Linked DNA regions of Homo sapiens: region 2 is linked to region 1. Evidence: chromatin loops called from intact Hi-C (ENCODE). Cell type or tissue: mucosa of descending colon. All regions are shown on one strand. Each heading gives the region's core, and the rest is flanking DNA. Links, peaks and the distances in the headings are about the cores only.

Region 1 (8,602 bases), core at 1,890-6,889:
TCCATCAATCATCTCAAGCTCGGGTTTCCAAGTACCGTGTGGCTGTGGTGTCCCTGTCTGCTGCGGTGCAAACAGGGCTGGAGACTTCCACACCTGGTCTTTACGAATGTGTGTTTTCTGTGTTCAGTTCCTTCACCACGAGGATTTCCAGCTGAGTCACGGGTTTATCAGTAGTGAGAAGTACACATTCAGGCGAAAGTGTCTGGAGTTAGAGGCAGCAGGAATTCAGCTCTTACAGGCTATCTCTATAAATGTTCCACGTTCATATAGTGAAGTGTGCAGAAAAGAACAGTTGCCCAGGAGGTTTACACCGTGTAGGTTTGCTCATAAAAGAAAATTGCTAGGAGAGCAGAGGGCAAGGGCAGCTCCAGTCCCGCAGCTCTGCCCATTATTGCTGCACAAGAAGTAAATTCCTTTACTTTCTTAAGCCTCAGTTCCTCCATTTGCAAAATAACCATTGTGATATCTTGCAGAGTTGTTGGAAGGATCCAAAAGAAAATGGTTACAAAAGCTTTTTTTTTTTTTGAAGTAACCGTTCTTTACAAATGTTAGGTATATCCAAGTTTGACTTAAGGGGAGTGTATTAGTTTGCCAGGACTGCCCTAACAAAGTGCCACAGACTGAGTGGTGTGAACAACAGAAATCTATTTTCTCACAGTGCTGGAGGCTGGAAATCGATGTCTTGCAGACAGCCGTCATCTCCCTGTGTCCTCACGTGGTCTTCCCTCTGTGTGTGTCTGTGTCCTCATCTCCTTTTCTTTTAAGGGAACCAGTCATATGGGATTAGGGGTCACCCAAATGACTTCATTTTAGCTCAATCACCTCTATAAAGGTGACTGAACTCTATCTCCAAATACATTCACATTCTGAGGTCCCAGGGGTTAGATCAATGTGTGAATGTTGGGGAGACACAACTCAGCCCACAGCAGGGAGATTGGTGTGGGTGACGGGCATCTGATCACCATATTTTTTCCCCAATTATATTGGAAAATGGACAGTATCAAGTATAGCAGAGCCAGTACGGTGTGCCAAAGGTGATGAGGCCCTCATCATCACATTTCGCTCGCTGGATTTCGATTTCTATTTTGTCCCTTTGCCCTTTTCTGTGGATGGCGACCAAATCAATGGTGGAGGTCAGATGTAAGTCTAGGAAACCACCTATAAGGACACTTTCTACTAAGTAGTCCCTGAGTCCCTGGAGACTTGTCCCCCTTTCCTGTCACTCTCCTCTTCACACAGACCACTCCTCCTGAAGAGGATCAGGTAGTGATGCTGTGGCTGCTGTGGGCAGAAGTTGAGGTGAGATCCAGGGGCTGCTGTGGGCAAAAGTTGGGGTGAGATGCAGGTGCAGAGCTGTTAACATTATCTTGGAGAAAATTAGTGTTATGCAAACCAAAAAGTGACTTTATTTGTTGGACTGTTTTTAGCTTCAAGGGACAATGAGTGATTTAGAATGGGGCTATTCCCATGTGGTCGTTGCCCATGGAAAGAATGCTGTGGAATATCTGTTTGTCCACTGGCATTTGCTACAACTTAGCATGGCATCTCCAGATGAGATAGGCAGAGAAAAGCCGGACAAGGGCCAGCCTAGTGACCCTCTTGGGTAAGTGCTCCTGATCACATGTGCAAAATAATGTTTGGGGTGTATTGGAGAGTTGAAAACCAGTGAGCTCTTTCCTGGACTTGTCTACTAAGAGCTTTTCATTTTCTCTTGTAGCAAACTAAATTGAAGTCCTGGAGGAAGATCCTGAGCCATGGGAGGGCAGCTCCACATGCCACAGAGCAAACGAGGCAGCTTCACCTCTGCTCTGCTCATACCGTGCTGGTGCTCACCCCTTCTGATGGGAAGGGTGACAACAAAGTCAGCGGGCATCTGTGGATCAGTTCAGACACAGCCCCCTGCTTTCCTGGCAGGGGCCAGGTGCACATCAGATACCTGTATTGCGTATGTCGGAATGGACACCAACTTCCTCTGGGTACATCCCTAATCACCAGCAATAACCCTGAATCATTTATCACAAAGGCCTGCTGCCAAAGCCCTTCGAGACCCCAGTGAACTGCTGTTGGCTTTCCCTTCTGAGATTTTGCTGGTACATCACAGTGAGCCATCACTACTATTTGTTTTCTCAACTTATTACACTAGTGTGCCAGCACATGAGACACTAGAAATTTAGTGCAGAAGTCTGTGCCTTTTTCGAGTGTATGTGTGGGCATTTTTCTGGGGAGGGATTTATCAGATTATGCTTGGCCAAAAGTGCCAAGTATGAGATGCCAATTACTCATTCCACTGTCCCATATAGAACAGAACTAACACAAATTGATAGTGGGAGATGTGGGGGATCTTGGTGGTTATCTCAAGAATCAACCACAGCATCTAGTGCTGAGCCTTCATAATTATACTTATCATCAACCTGAAGATTTTTTTATAATAAACTAATACACCCCTGTATTTGTTTCCCAAGGCTGCTACTAACAATGTACCCCAAACAGAGTGGCTTAAACAGAAATGTATGGTCTCAGAGCTCTGGAGGCTGGAAGTTCAAGGTCAAAGTCTTGGCAGGGTTGGTGTCTTCTGAGGACCGTGAATGAGAATCTGTTCTAGGCCATTCTCCTGGCTTCTAGTAGCCTCAGGCATTCACTCCTTGGCTTATAGATGGCATTTGCCCCATGTCTTCACAAGCCTTCCCTCTGTACAGGTTGGCTTCCAAATTTCCCTGTTACATAAGAACACCAGTCATACTGGATTAGGGTCTACCCTAATGACCTAATCTTAACTTGATCATCTGCAAAGACCCTATTCCTAAAGAAGGTCATATCTACAGGTGCTTGGGGTTAGAACAGCTTTTGGGCAGACACAGTTCAATCCATAACAGCCCTTCAGAATCACCACCATCAACTCAGTGCTTATTCAAGAGCCAGGGTGCAACATTGAATGCTGTTGGGCTGAACCATCTGCCCCAGAGACCCCAGGTCATGCAGGGCAGTCTCTACTGCATATTCCAAAGGTGTTCCTGGCCAGTCTGTTGCTGCTGATTCAATCACATGATTTACCATTTAAACCTCAGACTGGACTGATTTTGAAGGTGCGTGGAGAATTCAGTGGAGGGATCTCCTAAAGAAGTCAGGCTGCCAGGGAGTTCCTAGCCCTTAGGAGAAAGATACTTGGCAATTCCAGGAGGTTGAAAAGCTCTCCCTCTATCCTTGTTTATGAACTTTCACTCCCACCATTCCCTCACTCCACCTGGAGCACTCCTCTCCACCCCCTTTCTCCCTGTGGCCCACTCCAATCTCTTTCAACACCCAGAGCTCACCCTGCCTTCCCTTTTCTTTCCACGTTTACAAACTGGAAGTGCCGTTGAGTCTTCACTGGACTCTGGACCTCTTGCATGGAATGCTTACTTTCACTCCTGTCTTCCAGCCCTTCCTGAATCCCAGCCTACTGGAGAATGGGGTTGGAGTCTTCTTCAAGGACCTTTTCTCCCCAGACGCCCTGCAATGCCTGGCAGGGTGCTTTATGTGCAGAAGGGCTACATATCCTGGAAAGTGGGCTTGAAGCTTCAGGTGGAGCCCTGGAATTGATTGTGCCATTCCAGGAAACTTCCCACAAGCAGCCCAAGACCCTGATTGTCTACAGAAAATCATACAGACACCTTAATCCAGAGTTCTTTTTACCTTCAGGACTACTGCCAAGGTGGGCCTCCTGTGGGAGAAAAGGCTTCTGTCAAAATAGCTCCAAGTGTCCTGGTTCCACCTGAAACCTCCATTGCCACATTGCAGTGACGGGCCTGTCATTTGCAAAGTGCAGGCCACCAAAACTAGTTTCTGGCAGCAAATTGGCATGTACATATAACAGTTAGGTCTAAGGGCTCTGCAGACAGGATATTTATGAGTGGCGCCTTCACCACACTTTAAAGAAAATGGTCTAGTTGAAAAAATGATATAGACACATTCTCCCAAAGTTACTGACATTGACAGTCTTTCATGCCACTACTTGCTCTTCCTCCTCTGCTGGGTGTCCCCTCCACTTAGCCTGGCAGACTCCTCAGCCTTTAAGAACCATTGCAACCATAAAAATAATGAAATCATGTCCTTTGCAGCAACATGGATGCAGCTGCAGGCCATTATCCTACGCGAATTAACGTAGGAACAGAAAATCAAATACCGCCATTCTCACAAGTGGGAACTAAACATTGCGTACTCATGGATATAAAGATGGGAATAGACACTAGGGACTACTAGAGGGGGCAGAAAGGGAGGGAGGAGAGAAGGGTTGAACAAACTACTGGGTACTGTTTTCACTACCTGGCTGACAGGATCATTCGTATCCCAAACCTCAGCATCATGCAATATGCCCACCATGTAAACAAGCCTACACATGCACCACCCCCCCCCCGAATCTAAAGTAAAGTTGTAATTACAAAATAAATCAATAAATAAGTTAATAAATGAAAGGACCATCACATTGTTTTTCCTACAAGCAGCCTTCCCTGGTCCCCTCACAAGCACATCCTCTCCCTCAACGCTAGTCAAGGAACTCTTTCCACCAATGGGTTCCTGCAGCACTTTGTGAGGACTCAGTTAACACACTGTGGGGCTGCTTTTTCTGGCTTTCTTTCTGTGTCGCCACCAGCTTGAGGACAGAACACTGCTTTACTTCTGTCCCTGCCTCCCTGGGCAGGTTCTGGTGGTAAGGGCTGTTTTGTTTACTTTAAATCACCCCAGGCCTCTCTTGCCAAAGGTCAAGATTCAGTAGTCATATTCTATTAAAGTACAGACAGGACTTTGGACCAAAGGCAGAGATGTCACAGTGATCAGTGCCCACCAAGAGGACAACACTCCAGGCTCAGATGAGTCACAGCCAGCCACGCCTGAGGGCTGTGAGGAGGCAGACCTGGACCACCATGGACCAAAGGTCAGCCTAAAGCGAACTCACTTGCAAAGACAGGCAGATGACAAGGTCAAGCAAATGACCGGAAGTGGCTCTAGAGTAGTGGTCCCCAAGGGCCAAGCCATTTTACTATTGCCAAAATGCCCTTTATTTGAATAACTGCAGGTGACTGCAGTAGGGACAATTGTCTATTTTAATACCAGTCTTTGGAAAAATAGAAAACCGGCCACCCCGTGAAGTGTACAAGACTGAAAGCCCTGCTGCAGAGGAGGCACTTCTCATCGACTTACCGGCTGCCTCTTCCCACTGCAGTACTGATGAGGGAGGTAGCTAGCCAGGCATGAGCAGGGCAGGAGGGGCTCTCCCAACACACACACCAGGAATGTCAGACAACCATCAGGTGATGATCAGGTTGTTGTTAACTGTCTCTCTAAAATAATAATTGGGCACAGCCAGCACCAGGGAAAGGCAGTCTCCCAATAAACAGAAAACACCTGAAGCTGGTGATCAGCTGCTTCCCGATAAGGTTGCAGGGGATTGGGTGAGTGGGCTCAAGCATGCGCACTAAGAGGCAAAATGGAGGCGTTTAGCTGGCATATGACCTTCCTCTAGGAATGCCAGATTGGTAAGGGAAGAACGCCTCAAGTGAGCATGTGTACAACTCCAGTAAACACACTGTGCATGCCCCGCTCTCAAGCACCGTTACTGCGCATGGGAACAGCCCACCCGAACAGCCCACCCCAAGGGAAGAATCAGAGGAGAAGTAATGCAAGACCCTGGAAGCGTGCCAACATATAAACCCCAAATCAAAGGTCAAACCCTGCACTCGACCTCACAAGTTGCCTGCTTGGCTGTCTTCCAAGTGTACTTTACTTCCTTTCACTTCTGTTCTAAAACTTGCCTTGGTCTTTTCTTCTGCCTTATGCCCCTCAGTCGAATTTTTTCTTCTGAGGAGGCAAGAATGGAGGTTGCTGCAGACCTGCGCAAGTTGCCTCTACTAATGACATGTCACCAGAGCGTGTGAGCAGGGTGCTGGGCTGGGCTCTGGCCACCCCAAGTGCTCTAGGACAGCCCCTGCCTGCAAGGACTTACAGCTAAATTGGGACATGGGAACAGATGTAGACCTGTGGGCCCAATATAGGGTGCTGGGTGCCCCTCTGAAAGTGCGGCCCCAACAACACATCCTCGGGTCAAGGCACACAAGGCCTCTGGGTCCCCACTTCCACTCCACCAGGCAGATTCTACTTTTTTTTTTTTTTTAATGTACTGGGGCTCTGCTCATGGTTTATTTTAAAGAAAAGTTTCTGCTGCTTTAAAAAAAAAAATTGAAAACCCTGAAAACTGTCCCTCTGGCCTGAGCTCATTTCCTGGGTGAGGAAACAGAGGCCCCGAGAAGCCTGAGGACTGTCCAGCATCCCATGGCTGGGTGGCTGGTAGATGGCCAGCCCGGGCAGAGCCTGGTCTCTCGGTGATTTTCACTGTCTCTCTCCATTTGTGTCATATCTGTGTCCTCTCCATTTGCAGCAGGGACTTACACCTCCTTTTCACCTGCACCAATGCCAGGATGGAGATTTGCTTATGCCCCTTGGCCCTGCAGGCAGCCCAGCGACTCACAAAGTCTCAGGACCCTACTGCAGGGGTCCCCAACCCCCAGGGCCACAGACCTGTGCCAGTCCCCAACCACCCTGGGCATGCCCTGCAGAGGTACCAAGCCCGGGGCTGGAAGGGCGGGGATGAAGATTATGGATGCCATCTGAATCTTTTCAAATTCAACACATTTTTTTGGACACCAAAGCACTTTTTGTACATTTAAAAAAAATTACTCTAAACACTAAACCTGGAAGTTGTTTTCTGAAGAAGGTGAGGGGAGAGCACCTCCCCCAGGCAACCTAGATCCCTCGCATGCACAGTTCCCAACACGGAGTCTTGTGGAAGGGAGCGCTCAGTAAGATGTCATTTAGCTTAAAGACTGTGGATGCCTGAGCATGCCGCGTTTCCCGCAGCCGTGCTTCTTGCTTGGTGCTCAGTCTTGGCAAAGTCATCTCCGGCCCTACGTTCTCAGGTGTGAACGGTGGAGTCAGGGGTGCTGAGGGTCATGCTCACTCACCAACTACCCTGCACCAGCACCCTCCCCCCTGCACTGGTTTTCTGTGCTCTCGTTTGGTGTCCCCAAAATCTTGAGGCCTGTAGGATTATCACCACTACACAGAAGAGGAAACCGAGGGTTAGAGAGGTGGTCTGAATGTCTAAGAAGGGAGATCCAGGATTGGAACCCAGATTTGTACAACTCCAAAGCTCTCTTGTGACCTGTGCCGCCTCCCAAGGGGTGAGCAATCGTGCCTCCCTTTCCTCTGCTCAGCCACCCTGCAGCTCACACAGCTGCAGTAATGACTGCTCTCGAGAGAGCTGCCCCACCCAGAGGGGTTTAAGGCAGAGAAGAGCGGCCTGCAGCCTAGTTTCTCTCAGTGTGCCTTACAGCCAAAGCCAAAGACTGAGGCCGACTCCCAGGACAGGGCCGCTACCCTGGCCTCAACACCACAAATGACTGGACGCAGCTGCTGGCAGAAAAAGCCGCACTCCAGGCATTTAGTACCTAACCGAAGAAATCCAAAGATTCTTATCTGTGCCTTGCTTCTCAACTGCAGAGGTTCTTCCCTTTTGTCCTAACACACTGGGAGGGAACTCTGCACTGATGACAAGTAACCATGAACGTGATTCCTTTCCCTCCTGCGGTGGTCATCTTCAGCAACTCTAGCCGTGAAGCCAGCCTGCCTGTCTCTTTCTTTGCTTGTGTTGGGTCATATTACTGAAGAAAGAATAATAGCAACACTGTTACCCGCCTGTGTACCAGTCTTTGTTCACGGGAGGTTTTAGGATCTCTATGACACACGCAGGCAGAGCATGCCACCGTCACTTAGGAGGGGAAGCCAGAGGTCTTGGAAGTCACACACTAGCAGGGAAGAGACCTAGGTTTTCCCATGGCTCACTGCAGCCTCCCTGAACTCTTTTTCCACAGATGCTAGGCTGACACTCCCTTGTCCCCCTCTAGAGCTCTGTGAACAGGAAGAGGTTGTCTTCTAGCTGTGTAGAGGCTGGGGGAACAGCCCACAGTGCAAGCCACGACTACCTGCTCTGAAGTGGAGGGGCTGTGGAGCAGACAGCAGACTTCTCCCAGCTGAGCAGAGCTGGGCAAAACAGATCGATCTAAACCGCCCTTAGCGGATGTTCTCATTTCCCTGCTGCCCTAAAAGTGGTGTCCGCCTGAGGTGAACACTATAAATAACTGTTCACAGGCGGGTTGTTAAGGACTCTATGGCCTGTGTTGGCAGAGACAGATTCCGGGAAGTCAGTGACTTGGTCACTTCCTACTTAAAACGCAGGGCACCAAGGAGCCTATTTTGGGCTAAATGCAAAAGCCTGGGAATCAAAGAAGAAACGTTAGAGGAGAGACCGACCTCTTGCTTTTAGCCACAGTTTGGAAAAGTTTTTTGTTGTTCTCAATAGTTCGATGGAAAGTGGTAAAAATGCTTTAATTAATTATTAACCTTGGTATTTTTCTTCATAGTTCTCAACATGCTTCACACACCTTTCCTTCTTTGAGCCTCAAAGCAACACTGTGAGTAATCTTATTGTTGTGAACCCATTTTACAGGTGAGAAGACAGAGGCAATAAACATAAGGGCTGGGCCTCACACCTGGATCTGCTGCTCCCTAG
Region 2 (8,602 bases), core at 1,831-6,830, 83 kb before region 1:
TGGTGGGTTTTGCCCAGCTTCTTTACTGCAGGCTGTTTGATCAGCAAGGTCTTTCTGGCCTGTATCTTGTCCCAACCTCCTACGTCATCCTGTGACTTAGAACTCCTAACCGCCTGGGAATGCAGCCCAGTAGGTCTCAGCTTCATTTTACCCATTCCCTATTCAAGATGGAGTTGCTTTGGTTCAAATGCCTGTCACATCCCCGACCCTGACTCCTCACATAAGTTCGTTCTTAACTTTTTTTTTTTCTCCCAGACAGCGCCTAGCTCTGTCACCCAGGCTGGTGTGCAGTGGTGCAATCATAGCTCACTGTAACCTCAACCTCCTGGGCTCAAGCAATCCTCTGGCCTCAGCCTCCCAAGTAGCTGGGACAATAGGCATGTACCACTATGCTCAGTTAATTGTTGTTTTGTTTTGTTTGTAGAGATAATGGTCTCACTTTGTTGCCCAGGCTGGTCTCGAACTCCTGGCTTCAAGTGATCCTCCCACTTCAGTCACCCAATTCTAACTTATTATTATTTTTTAACTATTATTTTAGTTTACAGAGTTTTTCCTTAGTTATTTATGTTCTTCCTTCTTCCAAATAGAATTTGAAGTGTCTCAGACTTGGCTTCCAGGCTGCCTGCTGAGTACCCCGACCAGAGCCTCTTGCAGTCCAAGTTCACTTCATGAAAAGCTCACACTTCCCAGACACTCACCTCTTCCAGTATTATTCACCAGCCTGGTACAAGCAGCCTGCTGGTCACTCAGAGTAGATGCCTCATGCCCCCCCCCCCCCAGCCAACTGGGCACAGTGTCCTGTTGAATCTCCATCCACAGCCTCTGTCTGTTAAGCATCTCTCTAAACCCACGGCTCTGCCTTCAGCTGGGGCCCTCAGCAACCTCCACCACATGACTGCAGCCAGCTTCTCACTGAGGACCCCGACTATGCCACACCTCTTTGCTGGCAACCTACAGCTGCTTCCACACCCTCTTGCCAGAAACCTACAGCTGCTTTCATGGCCAATCCCACCATACCACATCCCTGAGCAATAATATTCTAGAGGTCCCTACTGCCTATAAACACCACTCAAACTTCTTAGAACGGCATAGGAACCTCTCCAGTTTCTGGCTGCACAACCATTTTTTGGTTTGTTTTCTATTTGTGAGACTATTTTGCTCAAATGTGTTTACAAGTGATTTAAAAAAAAAAAGAGAAACGCCATTGAAGGAAGTTTATAAACATAATGGGAAAATGCAAAGGTGATAAACATGTTCCTCTCCAGGTAGGCACTGCAGCTAATGAGCACCACTCCAGGGGTGTGGAGGCCTGAGGTGGGAATCACAGTGATCTTGCTCAAGGCTGGTCTCAGCAAGGCCCTCCAGGAGAAGAGCTTGCCTGGAGCATAAGCTCTTCTCTTTCCTGCTACAAAGGTGCAGGTTCAAAGGGCTCTTTTGTTTGAACAATTAGGTGAGCAGGAAGGCAATTAACAGGCCACTCAAAGTAAGTGAAAGGCAAAGGAACTGAAGCTGCAGTCCTATTAAAGAATAACAGATAACAGGTGAAGATTAGCAGGGGCAAGTTCCTATTAATAACACCACCTATTAATAGCAGCAGTCTCTGACCGAGTGTATTGTCCCCAGGTTCTGTGCTAAACATGCAAAAAGCATTGTCTCATTTAATCATCACCACAGGCCAAGCAGGTGGGACATGCGCTCGGAATTGCTGTGGGTGTGAAATCACTCACCCTGCTCTCACACTGGAGCTTGGGGCTCAGCCATTCTAGTGCCAGTGTGTGTCCCATGATTTCAGACTGCCTTTCTGCAAAAGCTGAGAAGACAGCTTCAGTCCGTACGGTGATAAAGCGTATGTGGAGAAGAGAATCTTTTTTCTAATTTGCAAGGTTGCTCCCAGCATACAGAGCTGGGACTTTCCACTCTTATACAAATCAGCCCATCCTTCTCATCTGCTTTTCAAAATTGTACCTCCTGGGCTCTCCCAGGAATAAGAAACCAGCTTTTTATGGAGTCATGCAATTCTTCAAGACTTTTTCCTCAGCAATACAAAGACCAGGCAGCCAAAGCTTGGAAATGACCAAGTCACTGTTTGTATGAACTCAGTTACATTTTTAAATACTTTAATTGATGCATAGCGATTGTATATATTCATGGAGTACATAGTGAGGTTTCCATACCTATAATGTATAGTGATCAGATCAGGGTAATTAGCATATCCATAATCTCAAACATTTACTTCTTTGTTTTGGAAACATTCAATATCCTAGCTATTCGAGACTATAGAATATATTACTGTTAACTACAGTCACTCTACATTGGCATAGAACTCTAGAACTTATTCCTCTCATCTAGTTGTAATTTTGTATCTTTTAACAAATCTCTCCCTATCTCTCTCAGTTACATTTTTAAGGCAAACCCTTCATTCTGAGTATGTGTCTGAGAATGGCAGTAGAGTAGTTCTCTTTTCCTCTGTTATGTTTAGATTCTTGAGGTGTGCATTTACTTTAGAATGCATGACAACTCTTAGTCACTGCAAAGATAATAAGTTGTAGTCATGTAGCAGGACGAGCTGCAGACAAAACTCCTCAGACACTGGGTTAAAGAAGGAAGGAGCTTTATTTGGTCTGGAGCTTCGGCAGACTTGCATCTCAAAAGCCGAGCTGCCCGAGTGAGCAATTCCTGTCCAAGGGCTTACAACTCTAAGAGGGTCTGCATGAGAGGGCTGTGATCAATTGAGCAAGCAGGGGGTACGTGACTGGGGGCTGCATGCACCGGTAATTAGAATGGAACAGAACAGGACAGGGGTTTTCACAGTGCTTTTCTATACAATGCCTGGAATCTATAGATAACACAAGTAGTTAGGTCAGAGGTTGATTTTTAACTACCAGGGTGTGTGCCAGGCTATCTGTCTGTGGATTTCATTTCTGCCTTTTAGCTTTTACTTCTTCTTTCTTTGGAGAAACGCCCAGAAACTGGGCGTAAGACACTATGAGGAGTGGTCTCCTCCCTTAGTCATACCTACATTCTTACTTTAATAAAACTGCACTTTCATGGGAAAAGCATTTTTTTTCTGGTTTTCATATTAACTGGCTTGGGCTGAAGTTATGCTTAGGAAAGCTTGGACAGTCGGTTGTTGCAACCAGACCCAAGGAGGCCTTGTCTGCCTGGGCTGCATGAATGAGGAACTGGGGACAGGTATTGAGACTGGAGAGGTGGGAATCAGATATTCCAAAGCCTAACCTCCTTAGTGAAGCCTACAGATCGCCTGTTCCTACAGGCTTCATAGCCAGAATGCCTTTCTTGGCAGATCAATTGTCCTTCTTTGGAATCATTTTAAAAGCTCTCCGGCTACTTCATCCTCTCCAGTTATCACTGGATCTTTTAAAGGACTCTGAAATGCACACTGAGTAGCAGTCAGCCTCATTTCACTTACAAAAATGGGTTCCTGAGATTTTGCTGTTTATGGATATTTTGTAAATAGAATCCGTTTAAAGGCACTAGAGGAAATTTCTATTTAAATGAATCCTCCTGGGAATCCCTTTGCATTGAAAATGTGAATTGATCTGTTCCATAACATGGATCTGTCAGATTTTCTCAGGGTGGCCTTGCAGTGCGGCACCCCAGGGAAGAATTACAGTAGAGTAATGGAGCGACTCCAGGCTGGCGGCCTCTGCTTGTGTTCCCGCCATCTGTAGCAAAGGATGCCTCAACCTGGGCAGCAGGATTGGGATGTGAAACATAAAATGTGCTGTGACATCAAATATACAATTCTGACAGCCTCCTACTCATTTAAAAGATTTCTTGTTAGGTTTTTAAGTCCTTTGGGAGGATCCTTCTATCCTCTTACACAAGGAATGCTACTCTTGATGCAATTAATCTGAAAGAGGATTTAAAGACAATTTCTATGCCAGGGCTTCCGCTGTGTGAAGCCAACATTAGGTTCAAGTGTGCGATAACATTCGACATGGCTTACATGGTAAGTGTATGTTTCCAAGAGGGACTATTAAACTGAAGTGGATTAAAGACAGCTCAATTTTTTATAACCATTTCCTCACTTGAGTATTTTTATACTTCCCTGCCTTCACCAGAAGGAAGCCACAAATCTCCTCAACAGTTGTTAAGCCATTGTGAACAAATTCTCAAGCTGCATTTTTATATCATCCCCCTCCCCAGGTTCAAATCTGACAACTGGGGATGCTGCTGTGGACTCGGGTATTAGCCAGGGCTCAGTCACGTGTGAGTGAGAGATGAGCTCCTCCAGGAGGGGAAAGCGGGAGCAGGCCTTGCTGCTCCCCAAGCCCCACACCCCTAACCCCTATACCCCACACAGAACAACACACACAACAGGCGCATACATCCCAACACACACAGACACACACACCCCACCACACTCACACCCCCCAACACACACAGCAACACACACCCACCACACCACACACAGACATGCACACTCACAGGTACACACTCCCAACACACACACACTGATGAGACAGCCAGGTGGGAAGGGCTCCCTGGCAGGCCCTCTGACTGGCCTGTGCACTGGTAGGAGTGCACGCTGGGGTGGAGCATGGGGAAGTTCACGTCTTTGAGGGGGAGGAGCCTGGCCCCTCCTTTTCCTGGGTGGAAACTGGGATTCAATCTGCGGGGTGGGAAGCACACTAGCAGGGACTCTGGCTTTGCCCAGGGCCCCGTTTCCCTTTTGCCCAATACATTCCACTTTTTCTCACCCTTCAAAGTGTCTGCAAGCCTAATCTCTCATGGCCGTGTGACAAGAACCCAGCTCTTAGCTGAACTAAGGAAAAAGTCCTACAACACTGACACATACACCAACACAAACACACCCAGCACACAGACCAACACACACACACACACACACACACACACAGGCATCCCTGCCACACATACACTCACCCCGAAGCAAACGCACACACCCCACACATGCCTCCCATCACACACTCATACACACCCTCCCCAAGCACTGTCAGAAGGCCCACCCAGGATACCTGGAGCATTCCCTTGGCTGGGGGCCATGAGTTGAGATGGACTAAGTGCAAGTCCCCATCCTGAGAGTGCAAGCCAACCCTGAGAGGTCATTTGCAGAGTCAAGAATGACTCCAGTTGGGTTTCGTGGTGCATGTGTGTAATCTCAGCATTTCAAGAGGCTGAGGTGGGAGGACAGCTTGAGGCCAGGAGTTTGAGACCAGCCTGGTCAACATAGTGAGACCCTGTCTTTAACACTTTTTTTTTTTTTTTTTTTTTAGTTTTAATATTCTGGTGACCTGGAAGCTTAATTACTAAATATCTTTTTCTTTTGTCAATTGCATTGTCATTACAATGTGTCAAAATAATAAATTATATAGTTCAAACTTTGACAGATTTAAATAAAAGACAAAATTAAAATTTAATTCAAAATATTTTCCTTAAGGAAAGATTCAATCTTCTAAAAAATCATTAGTAAAGGTATTTATGAATGATCCTATGTTAGAATGAGACACATTTCAGCATTAGTTAGGTAAAGAGTACCAAACACCAGCCATACAAAGGGATGGAAACGAGTGAAAGGAGTTGCAAATTCCCTTCAATTCTTTCAACTCTCTCTGAGCTATATACAAAAACATTACATGATTACATAACAATTTAACAGCAAACATTATTTGTAATGCTCTATTAGCATACAGGATAAGATCCAATTGTGTAAAGGAAAAAAGAATCCCACCCTACCTCTCTCCCAGTCATTCCCTTAAATGATCTTTTAGGCATCTGGGAGGTTTATATTCCTGGGAAACAATGTATCAAGCGGGATGGTGGAAGCACAGCTCTGTGCAGGGTGGTAGCAAAAAAGAATCCCACCCTCTACAGGCACATCTCAGGCAGATCCATTTTAGGAAAAGTACTTCTGGAAATTGGGGATTTGGAAGTAGATTCCTTTAAAGTGCTTAGGTGCCTGTGTAGGCCTTGGGAAGTCTTCCATTTCCTCCAGGAGTCTGCACACTGCTGTTCAAAGATTGCTCTAGGAAGTTTTCCATTTGAGATAGGTAAGGATTAGTCAGAAAATACGATACAAACTACAAGGTTGTTAATGTAGACATTACTCCACCTTGACCTGATGTGCCACTTAAAGCCACACAAATAATAGTTATCTGTTTAGCACATACTGTACATGGCTTTGCAGATTCTATCTGTGTCTGTCTGTGTATGTGCAAATCTCATATTGACATAGTCTAATGCTGAGTTCAAACTGAATTCAGAACCTGAGTTTGTGATGAACTGATGGGGATCCTGAGCCAGTGAAATTTGCAGATTAAAACTAATGACCTCGTTAATATCCACAGGCCAAGGAGGCCTGAGGACAATATGTTCTTACTTACAAAAGCTGTATAAAAAGTTGTTATTTCCATGTTATAGATAGAAAACAGAAGCACAGAGAAGTCAGGTCATTTGCCCAAGATCACAAAGCAAGTGAGTAGTAGAATAGACATTTAAACAAATTGGACTTTTAATGTTATGGAAGGCAACCTTAGAAGACGGTCTCAGTGGGCAAGTCTGAGACTCACCACTGGGGGATTATTTTGCCCCGATTTCACTGCACCATCTGCTCGTGCAGGTATGCAAAGGAAGGTCACACACATCAGGGAGTTCTGAATTTCAATTTTATATCTGAGGAAAGATAGCGTTGCAAAGCAGCTGATTTAAGACCATCTGATGACAACCAAATCAAGAATAACTTAATAATTAGTCATTACAAAGTACTAACTGCTTACTCATTTTGGAAGTGATATAATGTAATGGCTAATGATAAGGAAACTGGAATCATTGCTTGGGTTCAAATCTCAAATCTACTGTTAATAAGCTCTGTGACCTTTGATGAGTTACTTAACTTTTCTGTTTTTCAGTTTTCTTATTTTGAAAATAGGCAAAATGATAGCATCCAGCTCATGAAATTATTACAGAAATTATATAAAATAGCACAGATAAAGTGTTTGGAAAAGCATGTGGCTAACACATAGAAAGCACTCAATAAATGCAAGTTACTGTTAGGAAAATATTAGAAGAAACTTTTAAAAATTATTTAGTTTTTAACAATTAGGGTAAAATATGTGTAATGTAAAATTTACCACATTAACCATTTTTAAGTCTGCAGTTCAGTGGCAGACTCCCTATTCCTAACATCACTCTGGCTCTTTTCCGTATCTATAAATTTGACTAAGTATCTCATATAAATGGAATTATACATCATTTGTCCTTTTGTGACTAGCTTATTTCATTTAGCATAATGTCTTCAAGGTTCATCCATGTTGTAGCACGTGTCAGAATTTCCTTCCTTTTTAAGGCTAAATAATAGTCCATCATATGGATATACCACATTTTGCTTATCCATTCATCTGTCAATGCACACTTGGGTTGCTTATAACTTCTGGTTATTGTGAAATAATGCTGCTATGAAAATGAATCTACAAATATCTTTTTATGTCCCTGCTTTGAATTCTTCTGGGTGTACATCCAAGATGTGAAATTGCTGGATTACATGGTAGTTCTATTTGTAATTCTCTGAGGAACTGTCGTAGTGTTTCCCATAATGACTATACTTCGTTACATTCCCAGCAGCAGTACACAAGGATTCCAATTTCTCCACACCCTAGCCAATACTTGTTATTTATTTTTAAATGTTTTAAAAATAACCACACATCCTAATAGATGCATGGTGATACGTTGCTATGGTTTTTGATTTGCGTTTCCCTAATGATTAGTGATGTTGAACAGCTTTTCCTGTGTTATTGTATTTCTTTTTGTTGTTTGAATGTGTTTAATTTCCACAAATGTGTGAATTTTCCGGTTTTTACTTCTGTTATTGATTTCTAACTTCATCTTGTTGTGATCAGAGAAGATTCTTTGTATGAAATATTTTTAAATCTACTGAGACTTAATTTATGACCTTGCATATGGTATATTGTGGACAATTTCCCATATGCACTTGAAAAAAAGGTATATGCTGTTGCTGGGTAGAGTGTCCTGTAGATCAGGGGTCCCCAACCCCTGGGCCGTGGAGCCGTGCCACAGCCTGTTAGGAACCAGGCTGCACAGTAGGAGGTGAGCAGAGGATGAGCGAACATTACTGCCTGAGCTCCACCTCCTGTTAGATCAGCGATGACGGCATGAGATTCTCATAGAAGCGCGAACTCTGTTGTGAACTGCACGTGTGAGGGACCTAGGTTGAGCGCTCCTCATGGGAATCTAACTAATGCCTGATGTTGATCTGAGGTGGAACAGTTTCATCCCAAAACCATCCCCCATCCCTGGTCTGTGGAAAAATTGTCTTGCATGAAATTGGTCCCTGGTGCCAAAAAGGCTGGGGACCACTGTTGTAGATGGCTGTTAGACCTGATTGGATTATTGTATTGTTCAAGACCTCTGTTTCCTTGCTTATCTTCTGTCTGGTTGTTCTATCCATTATTGAGGTGGGATATTAAAGTCCCCAACTATTATTATAGAACTGTCTATCTCTCCCTTCAGTCTGTCCATTTTTGCTTTATATGTTTTGAAAGTTTGTTATTAGGCACATAAATGTTGATAATTGTTATATACTCTTGCTGTATTGGAACTTTTA

What was found. Hi-C counts contacts between places; a loop is a spot of excess contacts. Peaks named below come from ENCODE experiments on the same cell type or tissue, not always from the same donor. Only the 100,000 strongest peaks of a DNase experiment are listed, where the experiment ranks them.
Region 2: a loop joins it to region 1, with 2.0 times the contacts of the local background. A loop is called at or near these places in 3 of 110 quality-filtered maps.

Annotation. Positions count from the first base shown.
Region 1 is chr1:228,930,619-228,939,220 of GRCh38, forward strand. LOC124904539 (a long non-coding RNA gene) reads right to left here. Exons shown (of 3, transcript XR_007066920.1): 3 at 1-1,316. Among named protein-coding and RNA genes, the nearest start is that of RHOU, 200 kb to the left of the region's middle. In mucosa of descending colon, for the core only: no CTCF peak of the experiment used is centred there; no DNase peak of the experiment used is centred there.
Region 2 is chr1:228,847,737-228,856,338 of GRCh38, forward strand. No RefSeq gene overlaps it. Among named protein-coding and RNA genes, the nearest start is that of RHOU, 120 kb to the left of the region's middle. RefSeq lists an enhancer at 1,170-1,984 and a silencer at 8,032-8,232. In mucosa of descending colon, for the core only: no CTCF peak of the experiment used is centred there; a DNase peak (open chromatin) is centred at 4,551.